2 separate regions of the Homo sapiens genome follow, and region 1 is linked to region 2. A link is a loop called in an ENCODE intact Hi-C map of the cell type or tissue named here. Cell type or tissue: heart left ventricle. All regions are shown on one strand. Each heading gives the region's core, and the rest is flanking DNA. Links, peaks and the distances in the headings are about the cores only.

Evidence for each region. Peaks named below come from ENCODE experiments on the same cell type or tissue, not always from the same donor. Only the 100,000 strongest peaks of a DNase experiment are listed, where the experiment ranks them.
Region 1: it touches region 2 in a loop (5-fold over the local background); 39 of 110 quality-filtered maps call a loop at or near these places.

The regions. Positions count from the first base shown.
Region 1 is chr5:126,476,519-126,491,980 of GRCh38, reverse strand. GRAMD2B (GRAM domain containing 2B) reads right to left here. Exons shown (of 14, transcript NM_023927.4): 6 at 14,194-14,289; 7 at 11,454-11,525; 8 at 11,274-11,354; 9 at 8,407-8,518; 10 at 7,457-7,579; 11 at 6,208-6,295; 12 at 5,004-5,108; 13 at 3,089-3,182. Among named protein-coding and RNA genes, the nearest start is that of GRAMD2B, 61 kb to the right of the region's middle. In heart left ventricle, for the core only: no CTCF peak of the experiment used is centred there; no DNase peak of the experiment used is centred there.
Region 2 is chr5:126,344,791-126,361,010 of GRCh38, reverse strand. The region is part of intron 1 of LOC124901056 (a long non-coding RNA gene); the gene reads left to right. It also overlaps a transcript of GRAMD2B not described here. Among named protein-coding and RNA genes, the nearest start is that of GRAMD2B, 71 kb to the left of the region's middle. RefSeq lists an enhancer at 379-1,578. In heart left ventricle, for the core only: CTCF peaks have their summits at 6,722 and 6,923 (motif pointing left); no DNase peak of the experiment used is centred there; H3K4me3 peaks cover 352 bases; H3K27ac peaks cover 882 bases.

The DNA of each region.
Region 1 (15,462 bases), core at 131-8,130, 130 kb before region 2:
TGGGCAGATCACGAGGTCAGGAGTTCCAGACCAGCCTGGCCAACATGGTGAAACTCTGTCTCTACTAAAAAATATACAAATTAGCTGGGTGTGGTGGCAGATGCCTGTAATCCCAGCTACTTGGGAGGCTGAGGCAGGAGAATTGCTTGAACCTGGAAGGTGGGGGTTGCAGTGAGCCAAGATTGCGGCACTGCACTCCAGCCTGGGTGACAGAGCAAGACTCTGTCTTGGGAAAAAAAACAAAGAAGGAAAAAAAAAAGAATTCAGAGCAAGGAATTCTCAACAACCAGCCCTGTGATGGGAGTAGAAACCTTGCAGACGAAAAGAAAGAACATATTGTTTTTTAGAGGAACAGTCTGTGATGTCCTATGGGTGTTCTCAGGTGAGTGAGGAGGAAGGGGATCTGATATGTAAGTGCCAGCAAAGGCATGCCTGCTCCTGAGCCATACAACACCACACAAAGACAGGCTTTACACATGAAACCAAGGGCCAGGGAGCTGAAGTAGCAGGATGAGTTATGTGGGTAGTAAGCAGTGGAGCAGGGATAAGAACAAAGGCCTGACTCCAACATTTATGCTCTTTCTACTATACTGTTCCACCATTAATTCCACTTCCAGAACTAAGAAAATAAGTGTTTACTTCAGTTCCCGTAAGAGACATTGCTTTCTTCCCCAACTTTCTTGCTTTGTTTCTTCCTCATGTATCCCTCAGGACCAAAGATAAATGGAAAAACAGGAGTGGGAGGTAGAAAAAGGAATAAAACAAAGAACTGACATCCCAAATCCACAAAACACACCTACGATGACACACACACAAAACCCAAAATTAAAACAAAGGAGAGAATTAAGCAATTTACAGAGGAAAACCCAAATGGCCAGTAAATATATGAGATGTTCAGCCTCAGTAATAATTAGGAAAATACAAGCAAAAACCACAATGAGATCCAGCTTCACACTATCTGACTGGTAGTGGGAAGGCTGAATGGACTAGGATGGTACCTGTGGGAAGAAACTTTGAGGAGACATTTGAAGACAGACTTCACTGGATTTGCCAACTAGTCAACCAGTGGCAGGTGGAAAGAGGGAGTTAAAAATTATTCTTAGATTTCCAATGAGGATGACTGAAAGAGCAGTGATGCCATGAACAGAAATAGGGAAGTTATAAGCAGAGAAAGATCATGAGGCTTAGACATCACCGGCCCCCGAAGGTGAGAAGAAGGAATTGCTGGTATGGAGTATAAGACCTTCAACAGCATGGAGCTGCTATTTCACCGGCAGGCTGTGCTGCGCTAGTGCCCAGCTGCCTCTGAGGAAAGGTGCAGATGAATCAAAAAGAGCACGGGTGTGGCCTGGTACCTCTTTTTTAATACTTAGATTCTTTTGAGCAATGTGTGCAACTTCTAACTTTTTAGAACATCAACACGCGCATTTTGACCCCAAATCCACTTTTTACTGAATCAGTTTCTGCTTTGAGACAAAGGTAGTCTCCACTGGTGCTCCTGTAAACCTCCCCGGCCTCCCTGCTAAGCTGTCTGAACCCTGCACAAGACCTGAGGCTGTTTGCCTGCTGTGAACAAGCTCTTCTGTTTTCAGTTCCCTGGTTACAGAATGTGGTGTCCCGGCCAGGCCCAGCGGGAGAGTGGGAAGAAACACAAAAGAAGGCGGCAGGATCCCATGTGTTTCTAATCCAAAGAATATCACTGGTATGTAAGAGTGAACAAAATTGAAAATTAATACCACTTCATTCTCTGGGTTGCATGAAAGCCAAACATTTGTAAGCATTTCATTAAAAAAAATCGTTTATCTTCAATTCTCAGAAACTAATGTTTTAGAAAGGAAGAAAGCTAACTCATACCTTCTCTAGGTTGATTCTCGATGTAAAGAACTTTCTACATTTGCCCATAAATAGAATGATTTAATATGAATTCTCTGACCTGACTTGGTTTAGAACATAAGTTTGGAAACTCCTTTGCTCTTAATACTTTAGCTGTTAAATACTAACTAACACTGAGTGTAGGAAAACAAAGATAATTTTATTCATTTGTATTTAATATGAAATTTTACTAATTTGTATTTAATATGAAGAAATATGTCTTCCCAAGTAAGCATAACTGTACTATGATGTAAAGCTACCAGATACTGGGCGTTTGTGACAGCAGTTGTAATTGAACACTGAATTCTCTCTAAGCCTTTCCTGAAGGATTAGGGTAAAAACAAAGTAGTTATCAGATAAAGGAGAAGAAAATAAGACATGTAAATCAGGTTTATTTCTGGGATATTTCTGGCATGCCTATCTTCTTCTCCAGCTCACCCTCCTGCTGCCTTCTAAGAATGCCACAGGCTAAGGACAGTTTTGCCCTAGCGTTGTTTGGACTGTAGATACTTTGAGGTAAAGGTACATCTGTGGCCTTATCAACAAAGCCTAAAGCTGAATTCTGAGGAACAGTAAAGCAGAGAGCTTCTAAGCACAACTTTGCAGTCAGACAGGCCTGGTTCAGGTTCCAGATCTGCTGACTTTATTTATGTATTTTTCTTCTAATGCTCTCTCAGCAGACTCACGTCTGCTGCCTTTCTAGGTGTGTCACCTTCAGCAAGCTAATTTGAAACTCTTGATTCTTCCCCTATCAGATAGGGAACAATGACGTCTATCTTCCATGGTTCTAATAGGACTTACATGCAATATTTTACCTATGGGAACAGTCAGCCTTGGTGGAGTTGGGGCTGTACTTTCTGGCCAAGCCAGTGGTTGGTCTCCAGTTCACTCCCTACTATGTCCCTACATTAAGCTCCGATGTCAGTAGTCACTTACCACTGGGCCCTGTGCTATTAAGTAATATGTCTAATCAAGGAGGAAGAACAAAAGACCTACAAGACTATGTATTTCAAGGAAAATGAGATTAAGACCTATTTCTTTGTGGAAATAAAAAATATTCTTCCACATTTACTATAAAAAGCCCCTAGCCAGGGTTGATCATGTAGGTTTATTGCGGCACACTAACGGCGTCTGAGTGTGTAATCCCTGACCTGACCTAGGGCAACCAACAGGCACTACTGTGACTGCCCCCATACACAGGAAAGAAATAGGTCACCTTTTCTAATTTCACTATGTTAGCTGTAAGCTCTTGACAGAGAACCTCCACATTGAATTGTACTTGTGACCTCAGGCCAGATGGTGCTGCCTGTCTGTAAGAAAAAAGAGAAAAATTATTATGGGCAGGGATGACAAGGAAAGAAGTGGAATGAACACATTTAAAATTTATTTGAACAGAAAATTGGTTTATAATAGAAGAGAATGAACATTTCATTTGTTAATATTAGACAAAGCCCTGCAGTAATCCGCAACTCCAGGCTAGATGTTTAGGGAACTAATTCTTAAAAGCTCAGCGGGAAATCTCTTAAGCTATTTTTGTTTAAGTGGATATGGTGTGTTTCGGCTTCTAAACAAAAATCAGGCAATTATTTTCAAGCACGTGGTTTCTTAGAACCCTTTTATTAACCCCTAATATCCTTTCTGTCTCCACCAGAGCATAAACTTACAAGAATTATTGTACTTTTGAGCTATTTATACTAGAACTTTACAAGTTTAGGAATGTCCTTATCTAGTTAATCAAATGTCCCTTGAAACACGAGACTTTTGTAGTTTCTTCTTTGAGATTTATCATACAACTATAATTGCCCTTGTCTCATAATCAGGCGTGAGCCACTGTGCCTGGCCTGGAGTCACTTCTTATCTCTATGCCAATATTAACTTTTTGAACAAGATGGGAGAAACTAAGGGCAGAGTATGAATCCATACCAAACTGTTTATTAGGCTTTTGTATTTTATTAGTTCAAGTGTATATTTATGGGTCAAAAATAACCTGTATGCCTGCATACATGTAAGCCACCTAAAGGTAATTCCTATGGAGTAAAGAAAGGTCCTAGAATGGTATAACACAGTATTTCTCAAAGTATAGAGCTCAGACCATTGCCATCAGCACCACCTGGGAACTTGCTGGAAATGCAAATTCTCAGGCCTCATCCCAGACCTACTATATCAGGCACTCTGGAGATGAGCCCTGAAATCTGTTTAAACAATTCTAGATAATTCTGATGCAAATTAAAATTTGAGAGCCACTGGTAGACTGAGGAGCCCATGGTCTTTGTAGTTATATAGACCTGCAGCTGAATCTGCAAACTGTAAGACATTAAACTAATTATTACTCTGAGTCTCAGTTTCTTCATCTGTAAAATGGGAACAGTTCTATTCTAAGGTTATGGTGAAAATATAATGAGGAAAAATCATCTGTATTTGTATGTGTATGTATCCATTCTAATAGAGCCTTCAGCATGTGGTGAATACTCTGTCAGGAAATATCTCTACTTCAAAAACTTGGGCTAAATGTACACTTTCTAACATGGCATAAATTATTTCACTTTTTAGGCAATGTGTCAAAAGCTTCTTGTAAATAGGTTTAAAGAAAAGAGCTCTATGTCTGAAAAGGTTTAATTAGGCCAGGCATGTTAAAAAAAAGACTGATGGAAAATCTTCACAGACACATTCAATTAATTACTAGTCACATTGATCTTGACAGTGGTCAAGAGTTTTGCAAATAAGTGAGTTAATATAAAAAGTTATACATGATAAAATGTGCTGAGTTTCTTGAATTGCTTCTTTCTCTGAGTGTCTTGATTTATTGCCATTTTACTAAGGTAAACTTGTGTAGTTTAATAAATGGGGCAAGGTCACAACTGCATCTTAGCATATTCGAGCAAGATAATGTAAAATTAGGCTTGTTTCTTGCCTTATTACTAGCAACATTACCACAACTCCAAAATAGTACAGGGTTAGGTCATTCATTTCTAGACCCTCCTACCTTTTTACTTTCCACATATACACTTAACAAAATGTCACATACAGAATGTATCTCCAATTAATGTTTACTAAGAAGGATGCTAAGTTCAGGTCAATTATTATATTAAGCAGAATGGCAAGCAGATGACAGCTAGAGGCAATCGTCTTACTCAGTATTATGGGTGTCCACAATGGAGGTTAGTAACCCCAGCTGCTCCTCCAGAGTATTAATTCTGTATCTCATGTAGAAGGTCGAGATGATTAGTGCACAGACACTGGAAACGGATGAAAGAGAAACTTTCGTTAGGTTAACGGCCAGGATCTGATGTTCATAAAACAACTCAGTGCCAATGTGGTACACCCGAGGCAAGGTATTTTCCAAAATAACTTGGTAAAAAGATTTTAAAAACATCCTTTTTAAACAGGCTGATGCTTGTTATAAAACTTACAGCTAGAAGAGACTTAAAATCCTCTAGCCCAAGTCCCTTAATTTGCAAATAATGGCCCTTCTAATAGCACTGGTCAGAGCCAGACCCAAGTTGGAGTACCAAGCCAGTGTTCCTCCTCCCTGCGGTACTACCGTCCTCTGCCAGAAGAGCCTGGGCAGATCTTAGCCATGTTCTCTGGTGACTCCCTCCTTTATCTGGAAACCAGACTGGGCATATTTTCCTTGGTTGGGAGGAACAGCCTAGAACTGGGTCAGGCTATTTTCAGAAGAACAATTGGTTACACGCTAGAAGTTAAAAAAGTCTATGCCTACATTTTTGGTAAAGGGGATGAGGACAACATTTTCAAGTTGTGTTGGCCCCTGTTCAGGGGACATGGGACAGATGGCAAAACAAAATTATAGCTAGATAGAAGGAATAGGTTCTGGTGTTGAATATCACTGTAGAATGACTAAAGTTAACAATGATAGAGTTTCAAATAGCTAAAAGAAGGATATTGAATGTTCTCAACACAAAGAGATGATAAGGGTGATGGATATGCTAATTACCCGGATCTGATCAGTATACATTATATGTATCAAAACATCACTATGTAGTCCATAAATACCTACAATGATTATATGTCAATTAAAAAAATAAGGTAAAAAAAATAACAAGGGTAAAGATGCTTCATAATTCACAGAGCAATTTCCCAACTAATGGTACCCACTCAGAACTTAGTCCTCTGCAGGGTTTGGCACAACCATGAAAATGTGACCTAAGCCTAAGGAAAAAAACCTGAAGTAGGAGACAGAAATTGTCAAAGTAAAGATGTAGGTCACATTTCAGACAATTGAGATTTACAGTAGGTCTTGGCAGTGTGAAGAGATTATTCCTTTAGCGAATGGAATCATTTTCTTAGTCACTCACAGTAAATTCATGTACTTACACAATTGCATAGAATATAAGAATATGGTGAAGCATCGGACATTTCTGAGACTTGACTTTATGTAAGATTCCAACAGTTTCTGACAGACCTGTTGGGAGGAAAACAAAAAACAACTGTTTAAAACCATAACACACTTCTTTTATCCAGCAATATCCCTATGGGGTACTTGAGAGAGGTAATTGTTCCCAGGTAAAAGAAATCAGAGAAAATATCAAGTCTCCCAGTTGTCATTTTAACCAGTGGTTACAATTCCTTCCAACACATTCCATTGATTACATACCTATCCACAGCCTTCTTTGTGTCAAGCATTGTACTGGAATCAATGATGGACAATATAACAATATCCTTGCTCCCTTACCAGTATAGCTAGTTATTAGAATAATTAGTAAATAAGAAATTTGAGTTTTACTGGAAAATTTTTTATTTTTTTGAGATAGTCTCACTCTGTTGCCCAGGTGACAGTGGCGTGATCACAGCTCATTGCAGCCTTGACCTCCTGGGCTCAAGCAATCCTCCTGCCTCAGCCTCCCAAGTAGCTGGAACTACAAACATGTACCACACCCAGCTGATTTTTAACTTTTTTGTAGAGATAGGGTCTCACTATGTTGCCCAGGCTGGTCTTGAACTCCTTGGACTCAAGCAATCCTCCCACCGCAGACTCCCAAAGTGCTGGGGTTACAGTAACAGAAATTTTTGAAAGATAATCTCATGTATTCAGAATCATGAAGTGACCTCCATGAAGGCTATTCACTTTTGTATCCCCCACTGTAAGCACGGAACTGGGTACTGTTTGCTAAAAGAATAAGTGAATTAATATGCAAAGACCTATAATACAAAGGGAGGAAAGGGAATATGAAAAGCAGTCATAAGGTGAAACCCAGTTACAAATAGGCCGGGCATGGTGGCTCAAGCCTATAATCTCAGCATTTTGGGAGGCTGAGGCGGGTGGATCACTAGAGGTCAGGAGTTCGAGACTAGCCTGACCAAAATGGTGAAACCCTGTCTCTACTAAAAATACAAAAATTAGCTAGGCATTGTGGCATGCGTCTGTAATCCCAGCTACTCAGGAGGCTGAGGTACGAGAATCGCTTGAATCCAAGAGGCAGAGGTTGCAGTGAGCCAAGATCATGTTATTGCACTACAGCAGCCTGGGTGATAGAGCAAGATGCTGTCTAAAAAAAAAAAAAAAGTTACAAACAGACATCTCCAATCCTTCTAAACCCACCCCCCTGAGACATCCATTCCTTACCCTGTACAGGGAGACTCTTGGCTTTTCCTTCAGGTACTCTGTTCACATGGGCATCTGCCCGAGTTGGCTTTGCTTCTCCCTTGGAGACATTCAGAACTGTTTGGGATTCTGTCGCATGGAAATCTACTAAGCCAAAACAGAGCTGGGTAAGTGTTCTCTCCAATGTATTTAAAAACAGGATTAATCTCCAAGTAAATCAATCCCTTAACATGCATAATGGTCAAGAATGTGAATGGATGGTCTCACAAGTTAGTTGTGGTGGCTGGGGCTGAAATTGAATGCTTAAGCAAATAAGTAATAAAGTGATATAAGGATAGTCTTTCATTTTCCAACCAACTCACATGGATAATTCAGCTGTAACAATTAAAAATATTATTGAAATAAGAGGGAAGAAAATAGGCCGGTGCGGTGGCTCACGCCTGTAATCCCAGCACTTTGGGAGGCCAAAGTGGGTGGATCACGAGGTCAGGAGTTTGAGACCAGCCTGACCAACATGGTGAAACCCCGTCTCTACTAAAAATAACAAAAATTAGCCGGGCTTGATGGCGCATGCCTGTAATCCCAGCTACTCAGGAGGCTGAGACAGGAGAATTGCTTGAACCCGGGGGGTGGAGGTTGCAGGAGCCGAGATTGTGCCATTGCACTCCAGCCTCAAAAACAAAAACAAAAACAAAATTGTATGTTTTTTTCTCTCAACCACCCCAACGTTAGGTCTATTTAAAAGACCTCTGTTAAATGTGCATAAAAGCAAATGAATTTTTACCACATAGGCAATTCTTTTCCCTCCAACTCTCAAGGCATCCTTTCTCCAGATTCCATTCCTGATTTTTAACTAGGAAGACAATGTGGGTTTTTTTCTTTCTTTTCTTTTCTTTTTTTTTTTAAGGGGGTGGGGTGAGGATGTTTTGAGGGGAATTAAATTTTAGTCAAAATACAACAATTTCCCAAACCTCGAGAGTTCTCAGATTCAGGAGTTTGAGAACCAGAACTGCTATATCCTTCCATGTCTTGCCTTCTTTGTTGAACCACTCCATCCAGATCTGAGAATTCATCATTGAAATCCTGAAAGGAAACAGTGAAATGAAGACAGGCTGATATTCCCTTAGTAAACAGGCAGGCCTTTGTAACTCCCAGCCCTTTCACCTAGGCCTGACCTATAAAACATAGAATAGAAGGAAGGATTACTCCATACGACTGGGATTTTCCCAACAGATGACTGAGTATCTGGTTACTGAAACAGATTTTTCAGGCAGTTAAAATTCTGTCAACAAACACTGGCCAACTCGTTCGAAACAACAAATGTCTAGGAAAACACCCAGAATGCCAATAATTGAGAAGCTTCCAGTGTGAAGCTGAAGGTTTCATTAGCACTTCGTAATGAGAAAACCTGATTACTACAGACATATATAAGAGAAAAAAATAGAAAGCTTTAAATCCAAGTTCAAATATGTAGACAGAGAGAAAGATATTACTAACTTATAATTTTTTTAAAAAAGTATTGGAAACAGAAAAGGAAAAGTGGCTTTAGCCAATTAGACCCTGAAAGTAAAGTTTAAGCTTTTTTTCTCCCCTCAACTAAATCAAAACAGGGTTAGTGATAGTACATTTAAATTTTAGAAAGATGATGTAGGAGTAAGGTAAAAAGCACAGACATTCTACTTTGTATTCTACTGGTTCCCCAAAGTGCTTAAGAACTGAAGAGACAAATGGTGTCATTAAAATGTCCTGGCAAAGGTACAATTAGGCTGAGCTTTTAACAATTTAGTCAGCTGCCAAATGAAGAAGAGACTCATCTTGTAAGCAAATTACCAACCTTTCACCTTGAACTAGCTGTCTTTTGTTCATCTCAACACTCATTTCGATTTCATACAAGGATTTATAGGAGAAGGAAAATTGAAAATTTCTTCAATGTAATGATTTCTTGAATGCCTATCTCATATCAGGCAGTATGCAAAGCTCCTTACATACATGATTGCATTTAATCTTCACAGCCACATCATGAAGCTGGCATTTTAATGGATGAAGAAACTGAGTCAAAGCAGTTAAAGCTTGCCTGATGCTATAACATAGCTGGGTGGAGCCCAGATTTAAAACCAGGTTTCTTGGATTCCAAATCAAGTGTGTTACATTATATTCTGTACTGCTTCCCACCACTGTTTTTCAAGGTAGATTTTTAAGAAATTGAGATAAAATTCAGGTAACATAAAATCCACCATTTAAAAGTATACAATTCAGTGGTGTTTAGAATATTCACAATGTTGTACAGCCATGGCTACAATCTTGTTCTGGAATATTTCCATCAACCCCCAAAGAAAGCCCATACCCATTAGCAGTCACTCTCAATTTCTCCCTCACCCCATTCTCTGGCAACCACTAGTTGACTTTCTGTGCCTATGGATTTTCCTGTTCAAGATATTTCATATAAAGGGAATCATACAGTATGTAGCCTTTTGAGTCTGGGTTCTTTCACTTAGCATACTGCTTTCAAGGTCCATCTATATTGCTATATTGTAGCAGGTATCAGTACTTCATCTCCCCTTTTTTTTTTTTTTTTGAGATGGAGTCTCATTGCACTGTCTCCCAGGCTGGAGTACAGCGGCGTGATCTCGGCTCACTGCAACCTCCACCTCCCAGGTTCAAGCAATTCTCCTGCCTCGGCCTCCTGAGTAGCTGGGATTACAGGCATGCGTCACCAGGCCTGGCTAATTTTTTGTATTTTTTAGCAGAGACAGGGTTTCAATATGTTGGCCAGGCTGGTCTCGAACTCCTGACCTTGTGATCCACCCGCCTCGGCCTCCCAAAGTGCTGGGATTACAGGCGTGAGCCACTGCGCCTGGCCCTTAATTTCCTTTTTATGGTTGAATAATATCCCATTGTATAGGTATACCACATTTAAAAAATCCATTAATCAGTTGATGGACATTAGGGTTTTCCCCACCTTTTGGCTATGATGAATAATGCTATTAACATTCTTGTACAAGTGTTTGTGTGAAAACGCTTTCAATCCCATTACTTTTAAACTGTTCTCAAAAAAAAGATTTGTGGGAGTTGTTGAAACCATGGGCTCATATTGCTTCACTAATGTAGAATATTTATAATCATTTGAATGGTATGGTTGGAACTCTCTTGGGAAAACATTATAACCATTATGGGTACAAATCTTACACAGAGGGAGCTACTTCCCACTGGAGATTTACTCTACGGTTTACAAAGTCTAAGGGAATGAATCAATCTTTACCTGTCACTTGGGCATTATAGCTTTCTTTTTTTTTCTTTTCTTTCTTTCTTTCTTTCTTTCTTTCTTTCTTTCTTTCTTTCTTTTTTTTTTTTTTTACAGTTAATTCTGAGCATATTCATTTCTCTTCTAAGTTGTGAAGTCTCTGAAGGCATAAATTAGTTTTAATTTTTCCTGGTATCCTACAGTGTGCACTAGCATGGTGCCTTGAACACAGAAGACATTTAAGGATTTGTGGGATGATTCAGTCCTACCTCAAATAGATTTGTGAATCCCTCTAAGCCAATATTGACAAGCAAACAGAGCAAGATTTTATGAATGCATTCACTGACCAGTAACTCACCAAGATAGTCTACTAGGTGTTTCTTTCTTTTTGCAGGACAACTCTTCAATTACTTGGAAAAAGTTTATGGCTACTATGGTTTCCTCTTCTTCAAGGAAGATATGCCCTGTTTCTTCAACTGTACCTCAAATATTTTGGTCCTAAGCTCTTCCCACACCCTGGTCATGGTGTAAGCACAAGTGTAATTGTGGGACATATTCCCTTTCTTTTGCATTTAGATAGTTATGTGGGCAACTTACCAGAGGCAGAGATGAAGGGCGGTCTGCTCGGAAACTGTTTTCAGCAGAAGATGGATTGGGACTGTTACCAACACTTGTATTCTGAAATTATTGGAACAAAACGAAAAGCCAGATTAACTATGAAACCATAAGAAATACAGAAGAGAGACAGTAATTGAGGCTCAGGGACATCATACTCACTTCTAAGTGTCCACACACAGATTTTAGTAGTTTGTAAGTTGAATCTCTGGAGAGTAAGGAGACAAATATGTACTGAAAAACAAAACAGGATAATTATGAATAGATATTGCCGGATGAGAAGTGAGAGTTGAGAGTTCAGAAAAGTATCTGTATACAGCTTTTGCATTTTCAAACAACATGGACCTCTCTTTGATCTATATTCTCATTCCTCTCACTCAAACATTCCATTTTTATTCCATTCCTGTAATAAAGCAAACATTCTCCCATAAAAGCAACAAAATCTTCAAACCCAATTTAAGAGTAATAAATACATGTAGGGCAAAATGAAGGCTCCAAAAGCCTGTCACTGGTGCCTCAAACAAGCCCAGAGAAGAAAAGGCCTGGACATTAAGAAAAGGCTGGTGACATTCACTAGATCCCCTTTAAAATCTCTCTCCCTCTGTTTTTGTTTTTAAGGGTATTTAACAATTCCCGAGGGTCCGCCTTCTCTGCTCTGACCTAGATTTCCACTGAAAACTTCCCAGTGGCTCTAATAGGCTAGCTCTCTTTCTTGCCACTTCCAGATTCTTCCTTGTACAAATATGGAGATTTTCTAGTGGAGACTTATAAGTGAGCCATGGGAAAGGAGTAAAATCAAAGCTAGACAAATCATGTGAAGACAAATGACATGAGGAAAAATGATTTTACCATAAACAATATGTTCAGAAAATATAAAAATTTACTTTTTTTCCATCTATTTATGCCATAGAATGTTTTCAGACCTCCTTTCCATGAGTTTGTGATTATCCTTCTCATTCACCAATGAGGGAACTTGAATTATTTCCGAGCAAGTACTATATTCCAAAGTAATTAATATTGTGGGTTCTGGCATCAGGCAGATCCAGTTGCAAATTCTGGCTCTTACACTTACTAAGTGGGTGACATTGGGAAAATTGCTTAACCCCTCTAACTTTCAGTTTTCTTAATAACAGTTATCCATTACAGGGTGGTAGCAAGAAAATATAAAAAAAGCATTAGTGCATGGCCTGACAAGGAGGAAATACTGATGCCTGTTGGCTATTAGTATTTCTAAAAAATCCCCAAATAGATATTAACATATTTTCTAGCTTATCAGAATGGTCTCTTTTATCTTTCCTTCTTTCTTCTCCTCTCTACAAGTTTTCTAGTATGGTTAGAAAGGAAATCTATAGCCAGTCATGGTGGTTCATGCCTGTCATCCCAGCACTTTGGGAGGCTGAGGTAAGAGGATCACTTGAGCCCAGGAATTTGAGACCAGCTCTTGGCAACATAGCAAGACCCCATCTCTATTGAAAAAAGAAAAAATAAAAAAGGAAAAAGGAGAAATGAAATCTATAGAATGTAGAGTTTATGCTTTCATAGAAATAATTCATGAAAGATTAAAAAAATTCATGTGAAAAGTAACCAGACCACTCCACTCCCTCTTTCTTGCCAAGCTGAAATAGACACCACTTTAATGTAAATTTTTCTGATTGTGCATGTCTGTGGTAGCCCAATAGTCAATTCAGCTCTGGAATTTCTATATAGAAGGTAGTTTAGGCAAGCTGTTAGTAAAGCAGGTCTAAAAACTGATCCTGTACCTGCAGTTGCAGAGCAGGTGCAAGTTTTATTTATCTGGAATGGCTCTAGGGAGGTATTGATTGAGGTTATGGGGAGGCTGGCCACCCCCACACCAGGAACTCCTCACTATCAACCTGCCTGCCTCACCCTGTCAGTAAGGTGGTGGTTTTGTTGTTCTTGTTCTTTATATATATTTATTACTTTTTTGAGACAGGGTCTCGCTTTGTCACCCAGGCTGGAGTGCAGTGGTGCTCGATCTCAGCTCACTGCAACCTCTGTCTCCCAGGCTCAAGCAATCCTCCCACCTCAGCCTCCCCAGTAGCTGAGACCACAGGTGTGTGCCACCAAACCCGGCTAATTTTTGTATTTTTTGAAGACAGAGGGTTTCACCATGTTGCGCAGGTTAGTCTTGAACTCCTGGACTCAAGCGATCTGCCCATTTGGGCCTCCCAAAGTGCTGGGATTACAGGTGTGAGCCCCCATGCCTGGCCTTGTCCTTTTTCTTTTTCTTTGAGACAGGGTCTTTCTCTGTTGCCCAGGCTGGAGTGCAGTGGCACAATCATGGCTCACTGCAGCCTTTACCTCCTGGGCTCAAGTGATTCTCCTACCTCAGCTTCCCAAGTAGCTGGGATCACAGGCACATACCACCACACCTGGCTAATTTTTATATTTTTTGTAGAGACGGGGTTTCACCATGTTGCCCAGGCTGGTTCCCAACTCCTGGGCTCAAGCAATTCTCCCACCTCAGCCCTCAGCCTCCCAAAGTGCTGGAATTAAAGGCCTGACCTCCTTTTTTTTTTTTTTTTTTTCCCTTTAAGACTATTATTAAAGGAACTGAATGTATCAGTTTAGCCTGACCTAGCAGAAGTTGAGAAAGAATTTTATTTTTTTGACCTTGGTCAGGCAAGTATAATTAAGTCAGCAGGAAATTCAAAATTGGCAACACTTCTATGAGAATAAATCACTTTGTGAAGGGAAACAGCACTACATGAATGTCTACAGGCTATAATTTTTAAAATTAGTCTTATGGAATTTTCCTGATTCACCACAGGAGATGATATTTATGGTTTGGAGTCTTGGTCCTTGGCAAGAGACCCCTTAGGCAGCAGAGCCCAGAGCAGGAGGACAAAGCAAAGATGCCCTCGCTCGGCTGCATACTCACCCTGTCTGTGACTGTTGCTATGATCAGGGCGTTTGGCACTAGAAGAGCAGTTTTGGTTTTCTTTATTAGGGTTACCGAGAAAGCTGGAATAGAGATCTGAAACAGAATCAGCAAGTTAATGCCAGTTCAGACTTGACAGAACAGCACTTCAAATCTTCACATTTAAGGAAAAAAGAAAAAAAAGGTAAACAGAAATCAAAACCAGCAGCAAGCTCTCCAGCCTCCATGAAAAAAAGCCAGTCTTACAGAGTGGCAGGGATGTATCACTGAGCTCCTCAAAGTGGGGCTTACTAAGCCAGAGGATAAATCTTAATCATCAATTGGACTGAAGATCTTGGTGGGAAACGTTTATCTTCAGACATGGAAATAGAATGCAAAATATGTATTCATTTTAAAGATAAGCACAAGGCTCTAAAGAAATTTCAAGCTTGTGGTCATCCACTTTGGGCTAACTTCCACATGCCCTACTCTCCTCTGTCTCTAGGTGCATGTTAAAAAGCACTGGTATAATAGGACCATCACTGGATAGAAAATCTGGGACCTGAATTCTTGGCTCAGTTCTGTTACTACAGGTTGAGCATCCTTAATCTGAAAATCATAAATCCAAACTATTCCAAAATCTAAAAGTTTTTGAATGCTGATATTGATGGTCAAAGGAAATGCTCATTGGAGCATTTCAGATTTTGGATTTTTGGATTAGGAATGCTCAGCCAGTTATATGTTGGCAGATATTGCAAAAATCTGAAATCCAAAACACTTCTGGTCCCAAGCATTTTGGATAGGGGATTCTCAACCTGTATCTACATGACCTACTCCCCCTTGTAAGCTATCCGTTCTAGGCCTCAGTTTTTTGATTTATAAATTGGAGATAGCCTCGTCTGCTTCTCAGGATTTTCTGTGGATTAAGTGAGATAATATATGCAAAATGCCCAGTGTTGAATAAAAATTTCATTCGCCTCCTCACTTGTTTCATGAAATCAGGATGGGTGACATAAAAGAATTCTAAATACTTTTCTGGTTCAACAAAGAATAACAACAACAGTAACTATAGAAGCTACCATTATTGATACCTATTTACCAGATAGAATTTAATTTAATTATGATCATACATAGTCAATATTATGAGAAATAAAGAAATTTATTTAGAGAGGTGCATGTCCTACATAAGAAGTTACAAAGATGGAATTCAAGCCAATCTGATTCCAAATGTGGGTTCTTTTCAATACAATGTGCTATAAGAATGTATCAAATGGCACAAAGAACAGAGAA
Region 2 (16,220 bases), core at 2,753-10,752:
TAACCCATAGTGCCTGCTTACAAGGAGCTCATAAAACCTAACCCAAACCCAAACCTACCTTTCTAGGTTAAAAGGAACCTAAAACCAAAATGTAGAGAGTTGACATGGCAAGTGTGACTTCATGCAAATATCTTATAATCCTAGTTTTCCTGAGCTGAAATGGCAAATACTGAGTTCTCCCGAACACATAGAGTCTTAGATTGCAACTGTATCTTTCAAGCCACTCCTAGCATTGCTCACTGCTGTCTCCACTTGAATTCCCCTTTCAGCTTGAGTGACATGACAAACCTCAAACTTCCAGTTTTGTGCAATACACCTATAAGCAAAATGTACTTGTATCAGGGGTTTCTGAGGACATTACAGTATGTGGGATAATTCTTGCTTTTACTCAAGACCCTGATGATAAACAAGGAAAACTCCCCCAGTGGGCAATCAAAGACATTCTCCATGTGGAGACACTCTGTCCTTAAGATACCAAAAAGGCCTTTTAAACCACAGAAGCCACACTCCACTCCCAAATGGTTTTTCCAGGTCTGAGACCTGTCACTTACAGTTCCAGGTCCGGACCCACTGGCTTCACTTCTCTCCCGTGGAACATACTCTTCCAGGGCATAAGCTGTGCTTGGAATGTTTGCTGAATGCTCCTTTTTGCTTGTAGGACTTGCTGTCTCCTTGTCATCTTCTAGAGGCCAGGTGATCTTCAAGAAACTCTGGGAAATGTCGGGAAGGAACTTTGTATTTACACCAGATCTGCCCAACCACAGCTCTTTGAGCCAGTTGGTGTGCTTTTCGCTCACAAGTGCTATCTCAGAAGTTTTCTCTTTCAGCGTCTGCTCAGAGGGATGGCACCAGCCGCACTTGAAACCCACATGTGTGAGAAAGCAAATGACCACAGAAACATTCAATGTGACCTTTAAGATAATGTTACGTCTTTGCCTTAAGAGCTTCATCTTATCTTGATGTTGACTTGGAGTCACATCACTGACCCTTTACTCATGATGACGTATGTCTTTCCGCAATCCTGATGCCTTTCTTCACTTTAGAAGACAGTGATTGTGTGTTACCTCAAAGGCTCTACCATAATTCACCCCAAATGGTCCTCAGTTGTCCTACAAGTTCATGCCTATTCATTACATAAATTAAACAAACCTAACACAACTTTGATATTCACTATTGAATGGCATGATCAATGTCTTATCACCCGTGTCTCATATGTGCATTCTGTAATCGGAATATATATTTCTCTTTAGAATATGTTTTGTGTCATACTCATCATGATTCTTTTCTCACTGTGGGGACTCAATGAATATTTACTGATGATAAACCTGTCATGCTGGAAAGCAAATTCACAGAGAAGCTGAACTTACTCAAACTTCCTTCTTTTTAGCTGTTCTACCGTGTCACTAATGCAGACAGTAAAGTTGCTCATTAATTAGAATAATAATGAAATGGCATTAAAGTTTTTCTTTCTTTTTTTTCACTCTGTATCAGACAAAAATCTGATTGGCTGAACTCAAATAATTAAATAGTTTTAGGTACTTAATTCACTTTAATCTAAGACCATTGCAAAACAAAGTGTACATTTGGAGATGATTTACTTGCATAGGATATACTAAGATAAAGATTTACAAATGAGAAAGAAGAGTACAATTTGCTTGAGTTCAAAACTAGGTAATAGAACAAGAGAGATCTATGCAAGAGATTATTTAGAATGCAAACAACTTATATTCTCTATCCTTTCCTTTCCTTCCTTTTTTTTTTCTTTGAGACGGAGTCCTGTTCTGTCACCTAGCTGGAGTGCAGTGGCACAATCTCGGCTCACTGCAACCTCTGCCTCAGACTCCCGAGTAGCTGAAATTACAGGCATGGACCACCACACCTGGCTAATTTTTGTATTTTTAGTAGAGATGGGGTTTTGCCATGTTGGCCAGGCTGGTCTCGAACTCCTGACCTCAAGAAATCTGCCCACCTCAGCCTCCCAAAGTGCTGGGATTACAGGTGTGAACCACTACGTCCAGCCCCTTTCCTATTCTTTCAATTAAAATTTGCCCTCAGGTTGTGTTAGATTGAATGCATTGATAATCCCAGCTACATTAATGGCCTCTATATATCCATAGCCTTTGCCTTATAGCTTTGTAATTTCTACCTACTCTAACTTGGACTGGTCTTGTTACTTGCTTTGGCTAATAAAATGTGGCAGAAGTGATACTGTGACAGTTCTGAGTCTAGACCTCAAGAAGCTTCGTGGGTTTCTACTCCTTCCCTGTGGTCACTATGACTACACGACTGAATTAGAGGTATCCTCCACATGAGACCACATGGCACAGAGCTGAGTCATTCAGGCTGTCGTAGACCACCCGGCTCCCCAGTGACCTGCCAAGTCCCCACAGACACAGTAGTGAGCCCAGCCAAAATCTAACTGATGTAGATCAACAGAACTACCTGAACACCTGTAGACTCATAAAAAATAATAAATAATTGTTTCCAACTGAGGTTTTGAGATGGATTTCTACACAGCAATAGCTAACTGCTTCAGATCCTATATTCATATCACTAATGCAGTAAGATGATAATAGCTCCAGGGGCAATTATGTTTTAACTGTTGCCAACCACTTGAGCTAAATGAGGGTAATTTTGAGAGGGTCTTCAGGTTCAGTAGGTCAGCAGGATGAACTTAGGCAATACAGTGGATCTTCCTGGGATCAAAGTCTGATATGCTTTAGAGGTCTGCTATCATGAGAATAGGAAAGGTAGCTTTAGGGTAGGGTAGATGACATCTATTAAAGATCTAAAAATTGTATTGTTAGTCCTACAAACTGTTGCCACTACAATCCCACTTCATCTCCCACTTCCCCTTCCGTACTTCCACTTCCCTCCATGGTCACCAGGCAAAGTTGAGAGTAGTACTCACCACCCAACTCTTCTCAGGTCTATGGGAAGCCCTTCTTCTCACCATTCTAATGACTGCACTCCAGGTTTTTTCACTGAAGGGGCAATACACCTTTAATGTGAGACAAACCTGGCTTCCAATCTTGCCTTTTGCCTAACATGTTAAGGGCCCTTGGACATGCTGAGGGTTTACTGCCTGTGTTATCCAGTTTTCTTCTCTGCGAAATGGTGATGAGAAAAGGCACTTGGCAAAGCTCTGTTTTTTCTCTTTCCTGCTTAACTCTACAAAGATACTTTCTGCTGATTTAGAAACTGCATTATAGGTCAAAGGTTTAGCAAATATTAACTTCCATTTTACTGCCTTTCTTAATAACAGGCAGACAAATGAAAGTTCAGAGATTTTACCTCAGGTGAATGGATCCAAGGTCCCACGTATTATTGGAGATGAGGCCATAAATACGGTAACAGTTTGATTACTCAGTTTGTGCTTTTTTTTTTCCAAAAAAAAGGAAAAACTCTATCTCTTACTCCATATTATGAATATGTAACAAAGTCATTCTTATGTAGGCAACTCTTCATAAACCACAGGGGTTCTATTTCAGACAAATAGAGGCACTTGGCTGCTTTCTCTAGGCATCTTATCTACCTGAAAGCCCCATATAGATGCCTCGTAAACTCAGCTTTTAGGAAAAGAGCTGAAGTAGGCTACTCAGACGGAAAGGCTGTTGGAAAGTTGGGGTAGTGTTAGTAATAATAAGCGACATCATAGTGATGGAATATTCTAGAAAAAAGAGCTCCAAGTTTGGTGTCAGAACACTTTACTAGTGGTAGAACTTTACTCAAGTTACCTTATCTCCCTTGGCCTCAGTTTTCTCTTATGTAAAATAGGGGCTTGGAGTAAATCAATGCTTTCCTAAATTGTGGTCTGTGGACAATTTCTCTAGCTTGTGTGGAAGTTGGCAAATACAGCACACAATTTTTGTCCCTTAGAGGTCTCTATGAAGGTCTGCATTTAATAAATCTATTCAACTTTATTAACTCAGGCTCAACCAGATAGAAATGGAAAACTGTTAATATCCTATAGGAAGAATCTCCTTTTGGAAATGCAGAGGCAGATGATTCTTAAGACTTTCTCTGTGTAAAGACATCTGAGCCAATAGAGAGATTTTAGTTCTATTGCAATTTACTGCAGAGTCCACTCTTACCAAGGAAGGAAATAGGGGAAAAAAAGGTCATATTTTATCGATTTCCTACTCCGCCAGGCAATGTGTTAGATATTTTACATATTCCTCATTTGCTCCTTGCAATAACTGTATGCAGTATTATTATTCTCACCTTACCAATATCGATTTTAACTACATTACTTAAACAAAAATAACCACTGACCCAGCTACTTGGGAGGCTGAGGTGGAAGGATTGCTTGAGCCCAGGAGTTCAAGGCTGCAGTGAGCTATGATCACACCATTGCACTCTAGGCTGGGCACCAGAGTGAGCCCTTTCTCAAATAAATAAATAAACAAGGAAAATCACTGAAGGCTTATTGAGAGAGTAACAATACAACATCAATGTAGAGTCAGTGGGATCAGTCCTAGATACTCTTCTCTATTGACACATTCTCTCAGTAATATTATTCATCCTATGACTTTAAATGCTATTTATATGCTGATGATGTCCAAGTCTTATAATTCCCCTCTTACTTCTCCCTATTAAATAAACACCTCAAACTTACTGTGACCAAAGTAGAATTTTTATTTACAGCTCTCCTCCAGAATTTTTCTTGTCTCATTTTACTGTTCTGATATGGTTTGGCTGTGTCTCCACCCAAATCTTACATTGAATTGTAATAATCCCCACATATCAAGGGCAGGGCCAGGTGGAGATAATTGAATCTTGGTGGCTGTTTCACTCATGCCATTCTCGTGGCAGTGAATAAGTCTCGCGAGATCTGATGGTTTTATAAATGGGAGTTCCCGTGCACACACTGTCTTGCCTGTCGCCGGGTAAGACTTTACTTTGTTCCTCATTCACCTTCCACAATGATTGTGAGGCATCCCCAGCCGTGTGGAACTGTGAGTCAATTAAAACTCTTTCCTTTATAAATTACCCAGCCTCGGTTATGTGTTTATTAGCAGTGTAAGGACAGACCAGTAAAGGGCTTCCTCATCCACCTGGTTGATGTAAAAGCAATTTAGGTGTTGTTGATTTCTCTCATGCCCTTGTTCCCCACGTGCAGTTCATCAACAAATCTTATCAGCTGTGCCTTCAGAACACATCCAGAATTTCAGTGCTTCTCTCCACTGGTATTCCTATTACTAGTCCAAGCTGCCATCTGTTATCTAGACTATTGCAGCAGTATTCCAATTGCTCTCTTCCCACTTGTATCACCTCTACAATCAGGATCCAGGATGATTTTAAAATTTAAAAATAAGAAAAAAACCATGTTACTCTTCCCTTTAAAATCTCCTAATTTTCTATTTCACTAAATTGCAACCTCTGGCCCTGCTCAGGTCTTTGCCCATATCTCCAGCCTCATTTAGCTCATGCTTCCTTTCATTGGTTTTTTTCCTAATCTGCAATATACCACACTTGTTTCTACCCCTGGATCTTTGCACCTGCTCCGCCCACTGACTATATAGCTTCCTTTCTGGCTCTTCTTGTCATCATTCAATTTCAACTCAAATGTCACCTTCTCAGGGAGCCTCCCCTGACTACAATGTCAAAAATAATCCTGGCTTGTGCAGAAACTATTACACCTCTCTGCTTTATGAAGTAAAAGAGTTGTCACTCTATCATTATCTTGCTATTTTTTTCCTCTGTACATTTCTCACAGCTAGAATGCAAATTCATGAAAGCTTATATTTTTTTGCTTTGTTCAACCCTGTGTCCCTACACCAATGTGTATCACAGTGCCTGGTACATATTGTTGCTCAATAGATATTTGTAGGACTGCTATGGTTTGAATGTGTTCCCTCCAAAATTCAAAGGTTGCCAGTGTGATAACAGGTGAGGCCTTTAAGAGATGATTAGGCCATGAGGGCTTCTCCCTTGTTAGTGGGATTAAGGTCCTTATAAAAGAGGCTTCGTGAACTGTTTAGTTAGTTTGCCCCTGTTCCTCCTTCCGTGTGAGGGTGTGGCCAAAAAACCCACATCAGAAGCCAGTGCCCCGATCTTTCCCAGCCTCGAGAATGGTAAGAAAATACATTTTTTTTTTTTTTTTTTTTTCATGAATTACCCAGTCTCAGGTACTTTGTTATAGCAGCACAAAGAGACTAAGACAAGGATTAATAAAATGTTATTTGTCTTGCTCGGCTTTCTAGCCATTTCTATTCGATACACATTTAAAAATAAACATTCATGAGGATAAACACAATGCCTTGGAGCAGATTCCAAACACATAAACTCATCAGAAAAACTGAAATGAGATTATCATCTGCACAGGATTTTTTAATTGCAAAAATCCTGAGGATAAAGAAAGGATAAAACAGTTTAAGAAATTGTCAAATGCTTTTCCATTGAGGCAGTGGTAGCTTAAGAGTAATCTGATATTTAATAATATGACTTATTATTTAACTGATATAACATACCAAATAGTTGTGGTACATTCTTGAAGTCATTGTTTCCGGGAAAGGACAGGGATCAAAACCACAAACGGCTAAATATGGCTTTTAGGAACTGGTCAGACCATTCTTTCTTATCCAATCACTCATTGCCAATGAGGCCACCTCTTACAGTGGATTTTCCTCTTCTAAATATCTGCACTGAGAAAGTAAAAGGCTAAGGGAAGAGTACTCACACAACTTCCTCTCAATATCCCTTCAGAACGAGCCTGTCTGTTATAACCAAAATCCAAGGAGAAGCTGCTAGACTGATACTGAACAAAATATCTATTTTGGTGTGATGTAACCCTTTCCTACAAGTTGGGGAGAGGTCGAAGAGAAAGTGGATAAGAAGGAAAATGAACACACTGTATACTCAAAGGAAAATAGACATTGTACCACAAAGTTCCATCTTTGAATTCTTGGCACCATCTAGTGGATAATGAGTCCTAATTTAGAGACCAGTTATTTTCTTAAATGGTGGTTCTCAAACTTTCTTAGTATGCCTCACAATTGCACAGAACTTGTACAAATACCCCACACCTATACATTCTGATTTTATAGGTTTGGTGTGAGACTTGGGCATCAGAGTTTTTTTTAACAAGCTTCCCAGGTGATTCTGTTTTAATTGATTGTGAAATTCAACTATCTCTTTGGAAGTTAGCTTTTTGTTTGTATGATATTCCCTCTTTCTTTTCCCCTTGTAAAAATATTTATATGTATATTTTACATTGTAAAATCAAAGTGAACTGTGAGCAACACTATTCTGAAGTTTCTCTAAGAATTAAGTGACATATTCAAGTAAAAATAGGTGAGTGTGAACTTGGGGGTGTAGTGGGATAGCCCCAAACACATGTTGCAAATCAGTGCTCAAGTCAACCAATATCCAACTAAATATGACAAACGTCATTTGTAATCTGCCTATTTCAGGTATCATCTTCCAATTGCTCATTATCTGCTATCCACTGATTTTAACAACTTAAACTTTTTAACTTCTCATTTTGAACTCTTACAAGAGCTACTTCATCATTTCATCCAGATCGAACTATAATGCAATTAATCAAAATTAGAAAACTAACACTGACACAATACTACTTCATACACAGGCCTTATTCAAAATTTTCAGCTGTCTTTCTAGGCTGCAGTCCAACCCAGGGGCCATGTTGTATTTTATAAGCATGTTTCCTTAGTCTCTCCAATCAAACAGTTCCTTGGTCTTTTTTTTTTTCCCCCGTCAATAAATTTGAGGAGTACGGGACAGTTTTGTTTGTTTGTTTGTTTGTTTTAAGAATATTCCTCAGTTTGGGTTTTCTGATGCTTCTTTCTGATTAAATTCAGGTTTTGTATCTTTGGTAAGATCGCCACAATGATAATCTTTGTGTTGTTCTCAGTGCATCAGATCAAGAAGCACACGATGTCAATTTCTTATTGATTTAAGTTTTGATCACTTGGGGTTATAGAGGCTCCTTGGGTTGTTCTCTTACAAAATAATCCTATATCAGGTGGTTCTAGAGGAGATGTTTCTGATTGTCTTGTAAGTTTTTCCTGGGAAGACACAGTCCACGGATAAATTTAACTGAGATAACATTGTTTGAAAAGATGATTTATGGAGGTTCAGGGTTTGCATAAACAGCTTAGGAGGTCCAGGATATCTGTGCACTTCCTAGGAGACCTTTTACATCAGACTTTCTGTGGCTTCCTAAGGAAATGGATATTGATGTTATGACCTCAGACAGGGAGCAGCAGGTACAGCTGGCACATGGATTCACAAATGCTTGACTGGCCCTCTGATTTCAGCTGTGACTATACTGGACAATTCTCTGCAGGCTTCCACTTATTTTTAGCTGAGATTGTCTCACTTCAAGTGCTTCATCTAATATCTCAGGTATTAGATTAATTTATTAATCTAAAGAAAATATAAAGAAATTAGATTTTTGGTGCTGTAAGGAACTTTCTAGGCCATGGCACATGCCCAGAGGTCAGGGGAATAACCCTTGATCTGTGGGGTCTGGGGGTCAATGGTTAAATACTCCTCTACCTCTCGTAAGTCAGGCAAAGCCTCATTATGAAGGTTATGAATACTGGGCCCAGGGTTTTATCCCACGGACAGGGTTTTATCCACGGCTTGAGCGGAAGAGTGACGGCAGGGAGAATGTTAATTAGGATCCTAGCCACTTGAATAACGTGGACGTTAGATTGATGTGGGAAGTAAATAGGGGCAGGAACAGATAACCAGGAGTCAACTACAGTTGTCTTGATTGGAAATAAATTGTGACCAAACTAGGCAGAGCAGTGCTGTAGAAATTTGAAGGTGGAGACCTGATAGTAAAACCCCAACTATGCTAGTACATTTCCCTTACTGACTTGGTGTGTTTGGTAGCCAATGAAATGGGCTCGGTCTCAGTTATCTCTTGCTGTATAACAAACCTCTCCCAAATGTAGTGGCTTAAATTGGCAATTTGTTCACGAAGTTGAGCAGGGCTCAATTAGGCAGTTATGTTGCTGCTGTTTCCGGGGGTATATTCAAATAATTAACTGTTATCAGGAGGTTGTCCTATGGTCTGAATGTGTCCCCCAAAATTCATGTGTTAGAAACTTAACCCCCAGTGCAACAGTGCTGGGAGGTGGGGCTTTTGGGATGTGTTTGGCTGAGCCCTGATGAATTAATGCTGTTATAGGAAGAGCTTGTGGGAGTAGACTTGCTCTTTGTCCTTCTGCTAAGGGAGGACACAGCATTTCTCCTCTCTGGGGATGCACTATCCAAAGCACCATCTTGGAAGCAGTGAGCAGCCCTCATCAGATGCTGGCCCCTTGATCTTTGTCTTCCCAGCCTCCAGAACTGAGACACTTCTGTTCTTGATACTCAGTCTGGGTATTCTGTGATAGCAGCACAAATGGACTAAGACAGGTTTGTTGGGGCCTTCAGAGTGTGTTCCGCCTGGTCTCTCCCTGCAGTGGCCTCTCTCACTTTTCTTACACGAAGGCCTCAAGTCCAGAAGGCAAGAGCAAAATTGCAAGCTTCTTGAAGCTCAAGCTCAAAAGTCACATAACATCACTTCTGACTTATTCTATCAGTCCAAGCAGTCATGAGTCATCCAACTTAGATTCACATGGTGGGGAAATAATCTATCTCTTGATGGGAGGAGCTAATACAATTTATGACCACTTTAAATTTTTCAGTGTATCTTGGTAGCTGATGAAATGAACTTTTGGTGTCTTCTTATCTGGGTTTGGATTTATAGCTAGAATTCAAATAACCATGTGCTGACAAACCACTCCTTCCTCTTACTAATACCCTGGTAAATATTCCAACACCTCTACTCTTGTTCCTGTTAAATATTTAAAGCCAGGACACTTGAACTCTATCATAGACTTAATCTCACGTAAGTAGAAGAATGTAGGAAAAAGCTTAGATTCTTGGAATATTTTCCAGAGCCACTGAAACTAATATCTTTTAAAAAACTACTGAATGTACTTCAAATGAGTTTTATGAAACTAAAGTTTTTTGTGAATTTGGGCTTTTTTTTTTCAAGGAAGAGAAAAACAATAAAGGGTAATTATATTTTCAGAATATGGTCTCAATGTTTATGGGACCATTTTGATAATTGCTTTAATTAACATCTTCATAACAGAATAAAAACTTCTCTTCAGTGCTAGTATTATGAAATATTGGTAAAAATGTTAGTGCCTTAAATATCAGTTAGCTAGTAACAATAGTAACTTAGAAAGTTTCATAAAGTGGCAGCACTGAAGTATCAAACTTACAAAGTATCAAACTTACAATTTTGTCCTTAAGGTATTCCCTGCATATTTGGGATGTTACCCTCAATCTGGAGAGCTTTTGATAATAATACAAGAAATCATTTTTTTTTTTTTTTGAAAGAGTCTCACTCTGTCACCCAGGCTGGAGTGCAGTGGCACGATCTCGGCTCACTGCAAGCTCTGCCTCCTGGGTTCACGCCATTCTCCTGCCTCAGCCTCCCGAGTAGCTGGGACTACAGGTGCCCACCACCATGCCCAGCTAATTTTTTGTATTTTTAGTAGAGACAGGTTTCACTGTGTTAGCCAGGATGGTCTCGATCTCCTGACCTCGTGATCCGCCCGCCTCGGCCTCCCAAAGTGCTGGGATTACAGGCGTGAGCCACTGCGCCCAGCCAAGATATTGTGTTTTAAAGAGGTAGCAACAGAATGCTAATATTCTTTCCCATGAGGAATGGTTAGGTCATGTATATACAATGTGTGGAAAGCTGTGGCAAAACTTGATCCCTAAGTGGGGTATTGGCTTCAGAACAGTTAGGGCTCTAAAGTCGGAACTGGAGAGGCAAAAAAGAGGTTTTGCTGAAGAGATGAGAACAAAGACAGCCTAAATCAAAACCTTTTTGGAAGGCTGTCTTATTTCCCTTTAAGCCAAGATCCCTGACTCAGTTCTGGGTATTTCTAAGATGGCCTTTCTGATTTATCTGAGAGCTCTCTTTAGTTGTATTTTTGATAAATAATAATTGTACATATTCATGGGGGACAATGTGATGTTTTGATACACTTATTCATTGTAGAATGATCAAATCAGGCAAATTAACATATCCATAGAGCTTTTTACCATTCTACTTCTCTCCTGAAACAGCTGCTTCTTAACAATTGACTTCAGGCTGTTTCCAGAGGTGGTCTTATTTACTTTTTGCTCTTTTGATTAAAGCTTTTATATTCTAACACTGGGATCCATGTATCTCAAAGCGTTTTCCTCAGAATACTTGTTTGCTTAGATGCTCTTGAAACAAAAATTCTATATAGCCATGACAATGCACAAATCATTGACACATGCAAAAACAAAGATGGATCTCACACATATAATGTATGGAAAATAAATCGACATGAAAGTACACACTGAACGAGTCCATTTATGTAAAGCTCAAAACAGGCAAAACTAATCTCTAGTTAAAGCAGGATAGAGGTTGTTTTGGGTGGGGGGTATCTTGAGGAGTGAGCACAAATGGGGCTTTTGTGTGCTGATTATGGTCTGAGCACTGGTTGCTTTGGTAGGCTTGCTTTGTGAAAGTTTATTGAGCTGTACGCTGATTTGAGCACTTCTCTACTTCTTTGTTAAGCTCATTAAGGAGTAGGACAATACAGAACAAATGGTTCTTCTCATTGACTTTCAAGTGAAATATGAGACTGGGTATCTCTAGTGGTTTGTTAAGGAAAGCATTGTTAGGCTGGCAACTTTTTTTTTTTCTGCATCCACTGTATTGTAGTGTTGATTTGGATTTTATTGGGTTTCAGTCTCCAAATAAACCAATAAGGGGTCAAACATCCAACAGATCAGTGGCAATCAGCAACAGAACAAAAACAACAAACAGCAAAGCAAAACACCATCAACACTGCAGTGCTATAGGACTGCATTTGATTGAAAAAAGAATCCTCATGCTCCACTAAGCCAGAAAAAGCTACCAGTATAAGGCATTGTTTCCAAGAAAACTTAAGAGGAAAGTGAAAGCTAAACATTGCTATCACTGAAGCCAATGTTATCTAGACATGTTCTTTATTTTCCCCGGAAATACCATCTAGGATTATGTCACGAGGTATCACTTGGAGAAAAGTTTTCAGCAGGAAAATTGTATATTTCTTAGAAGGGGGTGGGAAAATGGAAGTCATATAGACTGGTAAAAAAAATTAATATTTCATATTTGCCAAAATTCACATTTAAATGTTATATGTTCGTGGCCTTGAAACAGCCAATAGATTTGTCTCTGCCCAGGAGGCTGCACTGGGCAGACGTATTATCTTCCATACAGCAGTGACTGCTCTCACAGTTGGTGTCTCTGCCAGGAGGTTTGTAGACTGTAATAGAAGGTAGGACATGATACCTGAAATCATCATTCTTTTCTATCAGTAGAAAGAGTTGAAATAGGGTCAATGATGCTATCCTTAAGCTATTCCCTGCATATTTGGGATGTTACCCTCAATCTGGAAGTTAGAGGAGGAAAGATTAGCATTTTCAATTTCTGCTGACTTATCAGAGACACAATTGTGATGGGTGAAAATGGAGCTCATCTTTGGGACACAAAATTTAAGCTGACCTAAATACCTTATCTCATCTTGTTGTTAATGTGGTCCATGGGCTGAGAGATTGAATTCACTTCAGCGTTTGTTGAGTGCCATTCACCATGCAGAACACTAGGGATGAAAAGGCATGGGTCTCCCAGAATTGTGGGAGGGACGGATATGCGCACACGGTTATAATCAATGGCAAATGTCATTGCATAAAAATATAGGGATGGTGTTACACACAGAGAAAGCAACTCTACTGGTGGCAGGGAAGCCTACAGAGAAGAAAATCTTAAAAGCTGAGTGGGAATTTGTCAGACGATGCGGGGAAAGGACATTACAGGAAATATGAAAAGCAAGGGGGGAGGGATGAAGCTTGGATTTCCATGGAGGGGCCAGAGAGTGGTGAGGACTCTGGGATGTTAGGATTTAGAGAAGAAGGGGAGGCTGGGCCAGGAACGGTGGTGGCTCATGCCTTTAATCCTAGCACTTTGGGAGACTGAGGCAGGCAGATGGCTTCAGGCCAGGAGTTCAAGACCAGTCTGGGCAACATGGTGAAACCCCATCTCTACTAAAAATACAAAAATTAGTTGGGCATGGTGGCATGTACCTGTAGTCCCAGCTACTTGGGAGGCTGAGGTGGGAAGATCACTTGAGCCTGGGAGGTTGAGGCTGCATTGAGCTGAGATTGTGGCACAGCACTTCAGCCTGAGTGACAGAGTGAGACCTTATTGTCATCCAAGCTAGAGCTAGATTTTGGAGGATGTTGAATGCCCTGGGAAGGAATTTGGATCTTAACCTAAAGAGCAGTGGAAGAATTGTGAAAAGGGAGAAATGTGATCCTCCCTGTGTTTTAGAAAGGTAAGATCAGCAACCATTTGGATAATGGCTTATAGAGGGAAAAGCAAACAAGGAGATCGGTTAGGAAATTACTAGAACAATCAAGAACACCCTGAATGAGACTAAAGATGAACAACTTGGAAGGCAGAATCTATCCTGGATCTAAATGCTGTTGTAGGCATATAATGGGTTAGTATAAAAGCATGAAAACAATGTTGACCTATTTTAACAACCCAGAAAGATTTCCAAAATATGTTGTTGAATAAGTTTACAAAAACATGAGCAATAATATTCTAAATCTGTATCTGCACAGAAAAAGCTGAGAATATATGTAGTATACTAAAATGTTAATAGTAATATTTATTTGCTAATAGACTTTTGGGTAATTTTTGGAGAAAAGCAACTCACATGTCCAGTTAAGAATATAGGGCAGGGCGTGGTGGCTCACGCCTGTATTCCCAGCACCCTGGGAATCTGAGGCCAGTAGATCACTTGAGGCCAGGAATTTGAGACCACCCTGGCCAACATGGCAAAGTCCCATCTCTACTAAAAATACAAAAATTAGCCAGGTATGGTGGCACATAACTGTAGTCCCAGCTACTCGGGAGGCTGAGGTGTGAGAATTGCTTGAGCCTGGGAGGCAGAGGTTGCAGTGAGCTGAGATCATGCCACTGCACTGTAGCCTGGGCAACAGAGTAGACTGTCTCAAAAAAGCAGTATGTAAGGGCTTAGAAAAAGTCTTTTATATTCAGACCATTTTTAAAACCTAGTAAATAGTCTGGCACTTCAAGGTAAGTGGGATATGCAGAATCAAGAGGAGTACAGAAAATAATCAAAAGATAAATGGAAAATAAAAATATGATAGAATGTAGAAATGGAATTATTGAACTGAGAAGAGATGGCTGGGGAACAATTTTAAGGGTGTTTTAAAACTTATCTCTGGATGCCTTTCAAGTTGATCCCATTGGTAGAGTCTAAGAATGTTGCTCTATGAAGGTGGTAGAGGCTTACATGATCCATTAAGGACCCTCCCAACTATACGATTCCTTTTATCATCTAGTTTCATTGAATCAGCCTATGAAGGGAACCAAGTCTTGTATTAACTCTTGTAGTATTTCAAGTACTTTTTTCCTTAAAATATACATTTAAATATTAATATATATTTGAAGTATTTCATTCCAATTTCATAAAACAACACTGGCCACAGATGTAAGATTGAACTGATACTGTTGGATAATACAATTTACATGTAATTGTGTGGGACCAAACTGACTTTACCAATTCAGAATAAAATCCTATAGAAGGGTTGAGGGTTGAAGAGATAGCCAAGGAAAAGAGTTTGGAATTGAAAGAGAAGAAAAAGAATGACTAAGGTTAATTTGTAGGAAGATAAATGTATTTATGATGAAAGATCAATAGTTGTACTGCTATCTATTATGAGAAAATGAGGTGCATTTCAAAGAGGGAATCAATATTAAAGTCCATCTTGAGGGGTTTGTATGATGTACTTTTGAGGAACCACCTCTTGTAAGCACCCATCCTTTTGGGTCCTAGGTAAACATGTCCTTCTCCTCTTTAGACCCTGGGCTCTGGCTGCCTGCTTTAGATATTGATTTCCACCGTCATTGTTTCACCCTGTACTTTTCTTTGATTCTCTTTGCTTCCATTTCTTCATTCTTAAAGGGTTAGGATTAGCCTAGGTTGTTTAAAAATGTCTATGTATTAAAATCATGGGCTCCTTTAAGAAGATACATTTAGAGCTTTTCTGGGGAAGTTGAGGTAGAATGGCAGGGTTCCTTCTGGCTCTTCTCACTCCCTAAAGGGGTTCTATGGAGCCAGGCTTGAAAACTACTCAACTTGAATCTGTGCTTCCAAGAGCCAAGAGATTAGTGTGGCCTGGAGTATCCTGAGGACAATGAAGACCCTTGTGAAGATATTTTGCTTTCTCACATTGTTTTCTTAAAAAAAAAAAAAACCTGTGTTGCTGTGTCATCTGGTAGTGGCACCCAGGATCAATTCCTGTGATGGAGAAAATGAAGTGTAGCTATCATAAGTGGGAAAACTTTTTTTTCTCATCTGCCACGGTCTTACTGAGTGGTCTTCTGAAAATCTCTCAGGAGTGCCAAACATCATTTCCTCCTCACTGCTCCATAAAGACACAGTGAAGACCTCTGACTGAGATACACACCACTTTGAGGCTCTGGGAGAAAAGAGGGAACTAGTATCTGTCCTCCAAAGCAGTATCTTCCCTTTTACTTGACTTAGCAGAGGTTTGAGCTCTTCTGGACCTTGATGTTTCTGAGTATCTCCTTGTTCAGCAGAATACTTTTAGCCACTTGCCATCCAATGGCTTGAGTAAATGAGAGTTGTTGTTACATCTTTTGTTGAAAGTATTTCCTGCTGCCATTTTGGTCTTCCCATCTAAACACACTGTATGAAAGGAGTGTGGAACAATCTCATCTTTTAAGGGAAGAAAAATCATTTGTTCTGTTGCTGTCTCAGATGCAAGTCATTTCCAATGGATAACCCTTCCTCGACCTGGCAAGGCTGGTTAGCACAGACTGCAGAGAGCTTGGAACACGCTAAAAGATTGATTCAAGGCAGCAGAAACCTCTTATCTACGACCTTACTGACCTTTCTCAGGATTCACTCAAAAGCTGTATCTGGGACCTCTATTCTGTGGCTTTTGAACTAATATATCTTCATTAGGAGTTAGAAGTAAACAATTTTTTTTTTAAGCTCTAGGAAAGCAGTTTGTTTTGAACACAGTGGATTTGATCTTTAGAGAGAGGTGAACAGTTAACTGTTTTTTTCAGCAAATGCTAAAGATGATGAATGAAATGCCCACAGCTA